Linked DNA regions of Homo sapiens: region 1 is linked to region 2. A link is a loop called in an ENCODE intact Hi-C map of the cell type or tissue named here. Cell type or tissue: PC-9. All regions are shown on one strand. Each heading gives the region's core, and the rest is flanking DNA. Links, peaks and the distances in the headings are about the cores only.

The links. A loop is a pair of places that touch in the nucleus more often than their neighbours do. Peaks named below come from ENCODE experiments on the same cell type or tissue, not always from the same donor. Only the 100,000 strongest peaks of a DNase experiment are listed, where the experiment ranks them.
Region 1: a loop joins it to region 2, with 7 times the contacts of the local background. A loop is called at or near these places in 5 of 110 quality-filtered maps.

What each region holds. Positions count from the first base shown.
Region 1 is chr20:49,612,632-49,617,631 of GRCh38, forward strand. No RefSeq gene overlaps it. Among named protein-coding and RNA genes, the nearest start is that of PTGIS, 47 kb to the left of the region's middle. In PC-9, for the core only: a CTCF peak has its summit at 3,042 (motif pointing right); a DNase peak (open chromatin) is centred at 3,180; H3K27ac peaks cover 3,075 bases.
Region 2 is chr20:50,081,316-50,089,567 of GRCh38, forward strand. PEDS1-UBE2V1 (PEDS1-UBE2V1 readthrough) reads right to left here. Exons shown (of 8, transcript NM_199203.3): 7 at 2,814-2,939; 8 at 1-1,599. The coding sequence ends at 1,453. It overlaps UBE2V1 (ubiquitin conjugating enzyme E2 V1), which reads right to left. Exons shown (of 4, transcript NM_001032288.3): 3 at 2,814-2,939; 4 at 1-1,599. The coding sequence ends at 1,453. Among named protein-coding and RNA genes, the nearest start is that of UBE2V1, 28 kb to the right of the region's middle. In PC-9, for the core only: CTCF peaks have their summits at 4,328 (motif pointing left) and 4,528; DNase peaks (open chromatin) are centred at 4,316, 5,326 and 6,076; H3K4me3 peaks cover 1,240 bases; H3K27ac peaks cover 2,138 bases.

The sequences.
Region 1 (5,000 bases), core at 1-5,000, 470 kb before region 2:
GTTCCCTCATCTCTAACACAGGGTGAAAGCTGGGTGCAGTGGCTCACACCTGTAATCCCAGCATTTTGGGAGGCCAAAGTGGGTAGATCGCTTGAGTCCAGGAGTTTGAGACCAGCTGAGCAACATGGTGAAACCTCGTCTCTACAAAAAATACAAAAATTAGCTGGGCATGGTGGCACACGCCTGTAGTCCCAGCTACTCGGGAGGCTGAGGTGGGACAATCACTTGAGCTAGCAAGGTTGAGGCTGCAGTGAGCGAAGATCACGCAACTGCACTCCAGCCTGGGCAACAGAGCAACACTCAGTCTAAATAAATAAATAAATAAATACAATGGGGTGAAAAATAGAAGCAACCTTCCAGCAATGGTGTGAGACTGCCTGGGTAGAGTAGTGGGAACCAGGCCTGATTCAGCAGGTGTTTAAGAGCAGGTGGTCAGTTCCAGCAGTCAGCTATAGTGGCTGGCTGGAGTGGCCATCTGTGGCGGTCAGTAGTGGTGGTCGGTCATAGTAGTCAACTTTCATGGTCGGCTATCACGACACTAAGCATGAGGACCGTCAGGTGAGCATGGCTGGGGTGTTTGGTCAGACAGACCTGGGTTCCACAGGTCTCCTGCTTTCCAGTGTGGGGCAGATATGATCTCCTTTTTCCAAGCCTCTGTTCCTCCATCTGTAAGATGGGGATAATGAGAGCCCTACACAGGGCAATGACTGTGAAGCGCCCAGCACTGGGATTATAGAATGTTCCAGGGCTTTGGAGGGCAGCCTCAGAAGAGCAGGCCAAGGAAAGCGCAGGCCTCCCGACTGAAGGAGGTCTGCAGAGCCAGCAGGTAAAGAGTGGCTATAAACGAACAGGAGCTGGGCCTCCCTCCGCGGGCAGTGGGGACGCATGAGGGCATGTTCCCAGCCTGATAGCAGGAAGCATTTCTGGAAAAGCCCAGCTGAATAGTGAAGATAGCAGAGCAGGAATGTGAAGAACGCAGACCTGGGATCAGCTTGCTGGGCTCAAGTCCCCTGTACTAGCTGTGTGTCCTTGGGCAAGTTACTTGACCTCTCTGTGCCTTGGTTTCCTCATCTGTGAAACAGGGATAAGATCAACCTAACTAGGCTATGGGGTTGATGTGAGGTCCTGATGAGAGAATATTTCTACAAAGAATGACAGATAGGCTGAGGGCCTTAAACGATGACGCAGGCCAGGCATGGTGGTGTGTGCCTATAGTCCCAGCTACTAAGGAGGCTGAGGTAGGAGGATCGCTTGAGCCTGTGAGGTTGAGGCTACAGTGAGCCGAGATTGCACCACTGCACTCCAGCCTGGGTGACAGAGCCAGACCCTGTCTCAAAATAAATAAATGATGTTGGACTGAGAAAGCATCAACACTCACCCAGGCTCTGGGGGGAAGGTGGATGTGAGCAAGGCCAGGAAGAGCCAGGAGGAATAGGAGGCAACCCCTGTATGTTTGTGTGAGCGCAGCCAGGTGCCAGGGTCGGGGGCGGCAGGAGCAGAAACCCTGAGAATGTAAAACAATTCAGCAGCGGCCGGGCACGGTGGCTCACGCCTGTAATCCCAGCACTTTGGGAGGCCGAGACGGGCAGATCACGAGATCAGAAGATCGAGACCATCCTGGCTAACACGGTGAAACCCCGTGTCTACTAAAAATACAATAAAAATTAGCCAGGCGTGGTGGCGGGCGCCTGTAGTCCCAGCTACTCGGGAGGCTGAGGCAGGAGAATGGTGTGAACCTGGGAGGCAGAGCTTGCAGTGAGCCGAGATTGCGCCACTGTACTCCAGCCTGGGTGACTGAGCGAGATTCCATCTCAAAACAAACAAACAAACAAACAAACAAACAAACAAAAAATTCGGCAGCAGTGGCAATGGCCTCAGGGACTCTGAGAGCTACTAACACAGCCACCTGGACCCACATAGGAAAAGCAAGCATTCTGAGATCGGAAGTATGAACTTTGGCCTGGGACAATAGGGAGCCACTGAAGGTTTGGTAGTCAAGGGTCAGCCCCTCTTACCCTGAGAGTTGATATAACTAGGATACTCCACAGCTTCATCCCCAGCACCTACCTCGGGGCCTGCAACATAGTAGGTGCTCAGGGAAATGATTTTAAATGAAGAAATGCATTAATGGGTGAATGAGAAACTGGCTACTAAAAGCTGGCCTTATTTTGCCCTTCACCCACATAGCACTGGGTACCTCCAGGGACTTAGATACAGAGGGACCAGCAAAGGTAAATGTCCGGAGTGGGAACAAGCTCAGGGAGACAGAGGAGCAGTGAGGAGGCCAGAGAGGCTGGAGTAGAGAAAACAAAGGGAGAACGGGGAGGGGAGGCCCCGCGGAGGTGAGCCGGCTGGACCTCTCAAGGCCTTGCGAGTAGGGAATAGCGCTTTCTTCCAAGTGCAGTGGGAGCCTCCAGAGGGTTTGGTGGTTGTGTGTGTGTGTGTGTGTGTGGGGGGGGGGGGGTTTGTTTGATTGGTTTGTTGTTGTTGTTGTTATTGTTGTTGTTGTCGTCATTGTTTTTCAGACGAGGTGTTGCTCTGTCACCCAGGCTGGAGAGCAGTGGTGCAATCTCAGCTCACTGCAGCCTCGACCTCACAGGCTCAAGCGATCCTCCTACCTCAGCCTCCAGAGTAGCTGGGACTACAGGCACGCACCACCATGCCTGGCTATTTTTTTTATTTTTTGTGGAGACAGGGTCTCGCCATGTTGCCAGGGCTGGTCTCAAACTCCTGGACTCAAGCGATCCTCCCGCCTTGGCCTCCCAAAGTGCTTGGATTACAGGCATGAGACACCATGCCCAGACAGTTGCATTTTAAATCCTCCTATCAAAGAGCATAGGCATTATTATCCCCATTTCACGGATGAGGAAACTGATGCTCAGAGATTGAATGATTTACCTAAGGTCACACAGCTACGTAGAGACAGTGCCAGGATTCAGCCTCAGCCCATTGGGCTGTGGGATCTGCAGGGCTGGAGGGGATAGAACAATGCCAGCTGGAGCCAGCACTGCTCCCCATCTGCTAAGCTCTGCCCTACGACCTCTAGGTGACACTGGGTGTTGGCAGGCATGAAGGACCTACACCGTGGGACTGTGGGGAACACGACCAGGCCCTGATCAGTAGGTCTGCTGAGTCACCAGGCCTGGCCCAGAGCTAACCTCCGGCAGCCAGGAGCCGCCCCAGGGTCCGTCCTTGGTGCCCTGCCCAGCAGCTGCCAAGCACAGCCACTGCCACATGAGCTGGATGTCCTGCAGAAGCCAGAGTGACAAACTACCCCCAAATCTGCCCTCCTCCCTGTGCTGTGTGGCCTCTGGCAAGTCCCCTGCCCTCCCTGGCCTGCGGTGCACCTGCTGTCTCGTGCAAGCCCCAGGCCGCAGTGCCCCTCCCTTTGTGCTGGGTAGAATCCTGGCCAATTGCTGATACCGAGTTTAGACCGGAGGGCAGAAAGGCGGGACAGGTAAGTGCAGACAGTGGGGAAGGCTGTGGGCCCCACAGGACTAGACTCTTGTGGGTGTGGCGGAGGACAAGGCTGCCCATCAGAGCCCCAGGGGCCCAGGCTCCACCCAGGTAACAGGACACAAGAAGAGAGAGCCTCCTAAGCAGAACTCGGTTTCTATAAGCAAGACAGATAGATAGGGCAAGCCAGCTAGCATTTATTGAGCACTTAATATGTGCTAGGCATTCTACAGCTATTCTCTTACTTAATCTTCTCAATAGCGGGTGATGATCATGATGCATGGTGATTCCTGTTTTGCAGATGAGGAAACTAAGACCTAAAGAGGTAAAGTCCTTGCTCAAGGTCCCCAAGCCAGGAAGTGGCAGAGCCAGGGTGAAATCCAAGTCCTTGTCATTCCAGAGCCTCTGCCTGGACCTGGAAGCCCCTCAGACTCTAAAGCTCTAATCCCCCCCCAACCCCCCCAGCAAAGTGCAGCATTCAGGACTGAGCCTCAAGGGACCAGCCAGGTCTGATTGTGAACCTCAGAGCAAGGCAGGATTGTCAGTGCAGTAACGTGAGACTGGTGGGGCCTGATGGCCTCCTTGGGGACAGCCTGGGACAATCGCAAACAGAAGCTGGCTCTGTGCTGGAGCTTGCCCTGTCCTGGGGACCTCTCCCACCCAGGACGAGCTCACCTCAACATGTAAGTCACCTGGGACCCGAGGAGCCCATTCTAGGGATGTAAAACCTGAGGCCCAGAATGTCCCTCTAACGTGCCCAAGGTCACACAGAGAGTGAGCACACAATTGGTACTACTGGAACCCAGTTGCCTGTCTTGTGCAGCCTCAGTTTCTTTTCCTCCCGGGATCTCCTGTGTTAAAAAAAAAAACATACAACGTGGCCGGGCGCAGTGGCTCATGCCTGTAACCCCAGCACTTAGGGAGGCCGAGGTGGGCAGATCACCTGAGGTCAGGAGTTCAAGACCAGCCTGGCCAACACAGCGAAACCCTGTCTCTACTAAAAATACAAAAATTACCTGGGTGTGGTGGTGCCTGCCTATAGTCCCAGCTACTTGGGAGGCTGAGGCAGGAGAATCACTTGAACCTGGGAGGCAGAGGTTGCAGTGAGCCCAGATTTCGTCATTGCGCTCCAGCCTGGGCAAGAGAGTGAGACTCCATCTCAAACAAAACAAAACAAAAACAAGAACAAAAAAACGCACAGTGTACTCTCTTGACCCTCATCATCTTCCAACAAGCACCCTGGTCCTCCGTCCCACCTAAGGCTGAACTTCTGGTGGAAGCTGTGCATACTCCCCCACCCACTTTCACACCCCGCCACCCTCCTCACCCTGCACCCTCCTCACCTCACCCCCTCTCCTCACCCCACCCTCTCCACACCCCACCCTCTCCACACCATCACCCTCTCCACACCATCACCCTCTCCACACCCCACCCTCTCCACACCATCACCCTCTCCACACCATCACCCTCTCCACACCCCGCCCTCTCCACACCATCACCCTCTCCACACCCCACCCTCTCCACACCATCACCCTCTCCACACC
Region 2 (8,252 bases), core at 1,523-6,522:
TCAAAAGGTGGTTTTACACAAATACTAAATTAAAAAAAAAAAAAAAACCTTTAGTACACAATGAATTGCTTTTATTTCGGTATGCATCCACATTTCAGCATTTAGTGGTCCTGAACAGCAAGTGGAAAGACGCAGCAATTTGCCAGGAGGTCAAGCCCACCAATTTCGGGGATCTGCTGTGCACACCGGGTTCCTTCTTAATCCCTGCTGAGGATCTTGGGAAGCAGCAGCAGCACCAAAACCAAGGCATGCACCGGATTCAAGGTTCTTTTTGTTCCAGTTGTCAGATTCCAAACTAGACCCCAATGGATTGCAAGGATGACCAAATGAAAGCCCTGTTTAAAACTTCTTCAATTTTTAAAAGCAAAAGCAGTTACAGGAAAGTAAAACAATTCAGAGGGATCATGTGTGCTTACAAGTATCTTCATGCGGTCTTTCTCCAAGTTCAACCACCAAGGACTCCGAGAGCTGGCAGGTCTGAGTAACCCTGGTGACTATTCTTTTCACCTTATCAAAACCTGAGCTAAAAACAATGCATCAGCTGATGACAGCAGAGGGTGGCAGGGCTGAGGACCCAATATTCATTTCCCAGGCTGGTGGAGAGTGAGTGAGTATGGTTCCAAAACTAAACAAGGGAGGTCAGAGGCTCTTTCCAACCTTACCTGATGGCTTCTGGCCAAAGCAAGGAAGTGTCATGGAAGGTGTTGGGTGGTGACGGTGCAAAAAGGAACTTGAGGAGGAGGGAGAAAAAGCAGCACCCCTCGATAAAGGTGGGGGAGAGAAGATATGGGGAAAGCCCTGAATTCCTCACCGAAGGCCAATCTCAGAGGGGAGTGGAGGGGTTACAATCTATGCTTCGGCCAAGGGCGGGAGTGGAGGAGCGTGGGGACAGGATGATGGTTTGGAAGGGGCATCACTTAAGACTTAAAGAAACCAGGGGTGCAGGCGAAACACCCCACACACCTAGCAGTAGTCCCACAGGCTGCGACCTGAAACCTTCACATCTACTCTAACAAGCCCCCCAGGCTAGAGGGCTGTTGTTGCAGGGAGGGTGGGAGGCGGGAGGGTAAGGGGAGAAGGCAGAGACCCCAGGCCGTGTAATCAGCAGCAAGGTGATTGTGTGATGTGTCTTTTCACAGTTGAGTTAGATGTGCCCCACCAGTTATGATGGGAATCAATTTAAATAGACTTTCTTGATCCCAGAAGTTCAACTACGTGGACAGTGGTTACACTTGACAGGATGATTTGTTATAGCACAACTTATATATTTCAAATGGACAAAAAATTAGTATCATTTACAGTATCTTAAGATAAATTTCCTTTGAATGGGAGCTTCCTTTCCGGTACTTTGAGGTCTACAAGACGTATCTAGAAAATTTACTACTGTGGAAAATGAAGACTGATTAAATCGAATTGGGGGGAAGGGGAAGGGCCTGTGGTTTTTCTTTTTGATTAATTGCTGTAACACTGTCCTTCGGGCGGCTGAGGGAGTTTCATATTTTCTTTAGACATCATTAGGCGCCGAAGCTCTTGCAGGACAACTTTGATGCTATATGAATTCTGCCATTTTGCTAGCACTGATATGGCTCTTGGGTCCACCTACAACAAGGCAAACAAAAGCAAATTACTCTCAGACTCTCAAACAAAATAGCTATATGCCGGGGTTAAGCTAAGGTGCAAACTGGAGTAAGATGTACTTTTTAAGCTGAACCTGCTGCTAATCCTAATACCTTACATGCGGAATACCTACCTGCTAGAGTCCCTCCCTCCAGTCAGCCTGCCTTTCCCTTTTGTGCCCTGAACCATTACTATCTGGGATAAGGAAACGGTGGTACTGACACTTGGGTGAGACTCAACCCAGCCCTACTTGGCTCTTCAATAATGGCCGCTGCTGGGCTGGCGGCTGCCGGGCTCAGGACCTGTCCTCTTCACTGCGCCCAGGTCAGGGGGACAGATGTGCATGCAGGGCAGTACGGACAGCCAAGGCAAAGGGTGGCCAGGACACCTGCTCCAGTGACAAGGGCCTGCCACAGAGCCAGCACCTCTCAGGTTAAGGCAGCATTTCCCAAAATAAATTCCCCAAAGCACAGGTTGAGCTCTGGGCTCAGGACTTTAGGTGGAACTCAGATTCAGGATTAAACACTAAACACACTGTAACAAAGCTCATCTCTTTTCAATTTTCCAGTCTTCTGAGTATCTCAAAGACGAAGGCTTGGCGTGACGTTAACATGTGTAGCATCCCTTCAACACTTGCTGATCTCCTCTTTGAACAGGAGAGCAGGCCTCAAAGGCTCAAAGCTTTTGGCAAATGACACATGGAGTCAAGATTTATTAACATTGCTCTGTTTTTGTAATATTTACTGTTGCCATTATTGCCCAGTTATGACAACTGAGACAGGTTTTTCATTTATGGTAGTAAAAATAAAAAAGCAAGGCCATTAAAGGAAAAAAATATTACATGCCAGTGGTTCACAAATAAGGCCCAGGGGGGTAAAGGTGTAGCCCTGGGAAAGATCTTCCACGTCTGTGCCTCAGTTTCCTCATCTCTACCTCACTGGGGTGGCATGAGGAAAGAGCTCATATTTCAAAGCGACCAGCACAGAACTAGCCCAGGGTAAGTGCTATATGAGTGATCGCCAGATATAATTGGGAAACAGGCCCCATCCCAAATCTGTGCTCCTATGCACAGTGATACAGTTTATCAACAAATAACCAAAGAACCTAGGAATTGGGCCCAGTCTAAAAGCTCCTGATGTTAAGTACAAAGCAACTGTCAACTCCAAGGAACAAGTGGGACAGAGAAAACAACTTACCACTCCATTAGAACTATTTACTCCATTCATATTAATTTTTGTTACAAATCTTACAAAGGGGGGTGCTTCTGGGTATTTAGGTCCACATTCTATTTTAAGGCTGTATATTCGGTTTTCATAAATTGTCTGGAAAAAAAGAGTACGGAGATGTCACGCAATTACAAACAAAGCATTCAAAAAGGTAGAGCTTGTGAAACCCCATTTATCCCTGACTGTAGAACTGGTACATCTGCTTCCAGCATGGAGTCTACTTGTTCTGTGGTAGGTCAGCAGTTCTATACTAGTTCCTACACTAGTTTATATGACTTCCGGGCCTTGGGGGAATACAAAGAAGATGGAGCATTTAAGCTAGTACCAGTGAAGTTTTTAGTATTAAGTCTAATCAGAGGGACCTGTTTTTATGTTAATTTCTCTACTTTGCAGTCCTTCTCTGGGGAATGGTAAGAGGCATTCTCTATTCTAGGAAGCCGAGTTAAATGTCCACTCACCAGGATCATCAGCCAATCAGTTAAATAACACTATGTGGTATTAAAGCACAGAACAGGTCACTGCTTTAGAGAACCTCAAAATTAAGACAAGACGAGGGAGGGGTGCAGACTCAGAGCTGCTTCCCCCTTCTCCATCACTCCGGGGTTAGGCACTGGGTAAGGGATTTCAACTGGGGTGTTCCATCCCTCCCTGCAGTCTTTTTTTTTTTTTTTGGTAGTCTGACCTGAGAGATTACTGGCATTCAATGGGTGAGGCAGCACAGGGAAAAGCAGTCTTTTTTTTTTTTTTTTTTTTTTGAGACAGAGTTTTGCTCTTGTTGCCCAGGCTGGAGTGCAATGGTGCGATCTCGGCTCACCGCAACCTCCGCCTCCCGGGTTCAAGTGACTCTCCTGTCTCCTGAGTAGCTGGGATTACAGGCATGTGCCACCATGGCCGGGTAATTTTGTATTTTTAGTAGAGACAGGGTTTCTCCATGTTGGTCAGGCTGGTCTCGAACTCCTGACCTCAGCTGATCTGCCCTCTTCGGCCTCCCAAAGTGCTGGGATTACAGGCATGAGCCACCGTACCCAGCCAAAAACCGTCCTTCTTTAAAAGGCTAACTGTGCCTTTGTTGAGAAACACTGAAAAGTCCAACCCCCTATGCCAATAACCTCTTCACTGTACCATCTACCCCATAAGCAGGGAGATGCGCTCTGTTGCCCGGCTGTTCCTTCTGCTTGGAGCGTCCTGCCCCCACCTGAAATGCCTTGCAACCCTGAAGACCCAGCTCAAACACTACCTAGTCCCTAGCTTTCTATCCCATATGAAGTCACACTGCTATCACATGTGTCTGAAGACCACACTGAAGGGTGATGTCTCCCAGTAAAGAGTAACCCCCTCAAAGGCAGGGGCTCCCCTCTCTGTGGGTTCCCCTGTCAGGCATCAGTGCCTTCTCCGGCATCAGTACCCTCTCCGGCATCCGTGCCCTCTCCTCAGGAAAGGAGTCTTGTACTGCATAATTGCTCCCGTGTAAACAGCGGCATCTAGTGGTCTTTGGGGAGAATAAATCAGAGGATGTGATTTAAACCCTTGATTCAGAAGGCATTCATAATATACCCATGGAAACTTTTCTTGTCCACAGGGATCCCAAACTACAACCAAACCAAAACTGTGAATTTCTACCTACCCTCAACCTGCCCTCTTCCTCCTCAGTGAATGACATCAGCATCTACCCAGTTAGCTAAAGCAAAAACTAGCAGGCAACCCAATTCCCCTCTCCCTTACCCTCTACCTGCCAGTGGTCAGAAGGTCCCACTGTTCTACCTCTGAAAGAGACCCCACTGTTCTACCTCTGAAAGAGACCCCATATCCATCCACTTTCCTCCACCACCGTCACCTCTTCTGAACTCCCCCAAGTCTCTTTCTCTCTTGCTCCCGGCACAGCAGCCAGACCAACGTCTTAAAAACAGGAAGCTGTCTCTGCTGGCTTAACCCTCTGATGGCTCCTAGTGACCTGAAGAGGAAGCCAAAGTTCCCAGACTGACCCGGGCAGCCCTAACTGCCTCTTCTTTTACTCTTCTCCCTCCCCTGCCCACCATTCCTCTTCAACCTTGCCAAGTTCTCTCCACCTTGGGGCTCTCACCCCAGCTGCTTCCCCTTGGAAGTGTTCCCGATCCCCTCAGCCCCTCCCAACTGAGGCTCAGTTATGCATCAGACACCCTCACTAAACACAGAAAAAGGAGGGTGGGGGCCTTGACAGGGGCCCTCAACTGAATTGGTACTCAAATGTTTGTTGAATGTTTCTCTTCACACTTTTATATTATAAAATAAACACCTCATTGCAATTAAGGTGTTTCCTCAAAGAAAAAAAAAACCCAGTAAACAGAACAAGTAGGAAGCAAACAAAGGCATGACTCACATACAGATTTATGGAGAATATAACAGATCCATCCTCAGAACCTATCATAGTCTCCATCAACAACTATATACTCAGTGTTGACTGAATAGATCCTGAATGGAGCAAAAATCATGCTCCCTGGTTTTGTCACACAATTCAAGAATGAAATTCCTTACATTTTAAGGAATCAAATTTCTCACCACTGATATTCATCTGGTAATTTCACTGGAAGACAGTAAAAAAAAAAGCCTCAAGTCATCACAGACACACACCTGAAGGGTCATTTAAAAGCCCCAACCTAAGGCCGGGTGAGCTGGCTCACGCCTGTAATCCCAGCACTTCGGGAAGCCGAGACAGGCGGATCACAAGGTCAGTAGATCGAGACCATCCTGGCTAACACGGTGAAACCCTGTCTCTACTAAAAATACAAAACATTAGCCGGGTGTGGTTGTGGGCGCCTATAGTCCCAGCTACTTGTGAGGCTGAGGCAGGAGAATGGCACGAACCCGGGAGGTGGAGCTTGCAGTGAGCCGAGATTGCGCCACTGCACTCCAGCCTGGGCGACAGTGCGAGACTCCATCTCAAAAACAAAAAACAAAAAACAAAAAACCCCAAGCTAAGGCTGGGTGCGGTGGATGACGCCTGTAATCTCGGCATCTGGGGGGGCCGAGGTGGGTGGATAACCTGAGGTCAGGAGTTCGAGACCCATCTGGCCAACATGATGAAACCCTGTCTCTACTAAAAATACAAAAATTAGCCAGGCATATTGGCAGGTGCCTGTAGTCCCAGCTAACCGGGGGGCTGAGACAGGTGAACTGCTTAAACCTGGGAGGTGGAAGTTGCAGTGAGCCGAGACTGCACCACTCCACTCCAGCCTGGGTGACATTGCGACACTTTGTCAAAAAAAAAAAAAAAAAGCCCCAAGCTAGACTTTAATAGAAACCAGGGTTACAGGGTTTCTGGTTTTTTTATTTTGTTCATGAGTGCTCCAGGGACCTGCTAAAAAGGTTTCAGCAAAGGAAATGTGCCTGAAGGAGAATTGCTGGAACATTCTGCGTCTGTGAGAAATACTGCTCTTAAGATTCATTATTTGATCATGAAACAAACACTTTCCACTTTGTTGATATGGCTCATGCTTTGTGGAGCCGTTTGGCAGTGCTCATCAACATGTGAAATGGGCATGCTCAGACCAGCAGGCCCCTTCCTAGCAATTTCCTTCAGAGAGACGCAAACTTGTGCACAAAATGTGAAGCACTGTCTGCAATAGCAAAAATAACTACAATCTACATGTCTCCTTGCAAGGGACTATATGAACATGGCATATTCATATAACCCGGAGACTTCGTAGCCTTCTCAAAGGCCGAGGGACACTCCTTGGGCACACACACACATACGAAAGACTGGCAAAACATGGCACCAGGTATAGACGATACATTGTAGGATATGTATAGCCTATAAAAGCAGACATACACTTTCTTCCAATTCTGGATATATTTGTGTGCACACAGGCTACTTTGTCCATTAGGCACTACAGGCCCAGAGCCTGGAGATTATAAATTTTTCCTGGGCCAAATGCATACATATGAGATAACCCCAGTCTAATCATTAAAAAAAAAAAAAAAAAAAGACAAATTCCAATAGAGAGACAGTCTACAAAATACCTGACCAGTACTCCTCAAAACAGCCAAGGGCATCAAAAACAAGAAAAACCTGAGAAATGTCATTGCCACGAGGAGCCAGAGATATGATGACTAAGTGTAATGTGGTATCTTGGATGGGATTCTGGAACAAAAAACAGATATAAGTAAAAACTAAGAACACCTGAATAAAGTATGGACTTTAGCTAATAATAATGTATCAACGTTGGTTTATTGGTTGTGACAAATGTACCATAATAACATAAGATGCTAGCAACAGGGAAAAGGTAGCACAGGAAGTACTACCTTTGCAACTTTTCTATAAGCCTGTAAGTATTAGAAAATAAAATTTGTTTTAAAAATGTATGAGCTAGGCTAGGCACGGTGGCCCACGCCTGTAATCTCAGCACTTTGGGAGGCCAAGACAGGAGGACTGCGTGAGCCCAGGAGTTCAAGACCAGCCTGGGCAACAAAGTGAGACCCTGTCTCTACAAAAAGTAAAAAAAAATTAGCCAGGTGTGGTGGTGCGCCTGTGGTCTTGGCTACTTCGGAGGCTGAGGCAGGAGGATTACTTGATCCCAGGAGGTCAAGGCTACAGTGAGCTGTGATTGTGTCACTGAACTTCAGCCTGGGTGACAGAATGAGACCCTATCTCAAAAAAAAAAAAAAAAGTATGAGATATGAGAAAAGGAAAAAGGTATTAATTACAAAAATATGCAAGGAAAATTACAAAATCTAAACATACAAAAAGGAAACATTAGGTCAACCAGTCACCTGCTATTCAGTTCCAATCTTACATAGTTATATACAAATTACGTTTAATGTACAATGTGGGTACATGCTATGTTAGAATGCAGATCACAGTAACTGTTGGGGAGAAGAGTGGGGATATGGCAGTTAGGGATAAATCAGGAAAAAAGACTCCACACTAGGTTTTATAACAGAATTTAATATAAGACATTGCTTAAACAGGCGTCAGTGGACTGAAAATGTTCAAAGGGAATCTAAGCTAACACAGATGTAATAACGAAATGAAGCAGGATGGAAACTCTTAAGGGAGGGGGGGATAAGCTGGAGTTTACCAGGGTTGAGTTTACCAGGGTTGGAGGCTAAGGAAGAGGTCTGAAGAGTTGAACTCAGAACTCTGAGGAAGGGGTGCTGCCTGGCTGCTGCTAGAACCTCCAAGGAGGGGGCTTGGCGGGATGTGATGAGGCTGGTTTTGTGAATGTCCCCAGAAAGCTGGAGGTTGAAACACACTGCTGATGCCAGGATGAAGGGCTGTTACCAGGGTGGTACAGACAGAACAAACAGGCAAACTGGATACAGCAAATCCCTTTTCCCTTCCCCATGCCTTTCAGGCTCTCTCTTGTGTCCCTGACTGGTGGAACCTTCAGAGGAAGCCAGCTGACAAAGGAAAAGTGTAGTGTGCAGAGTCCC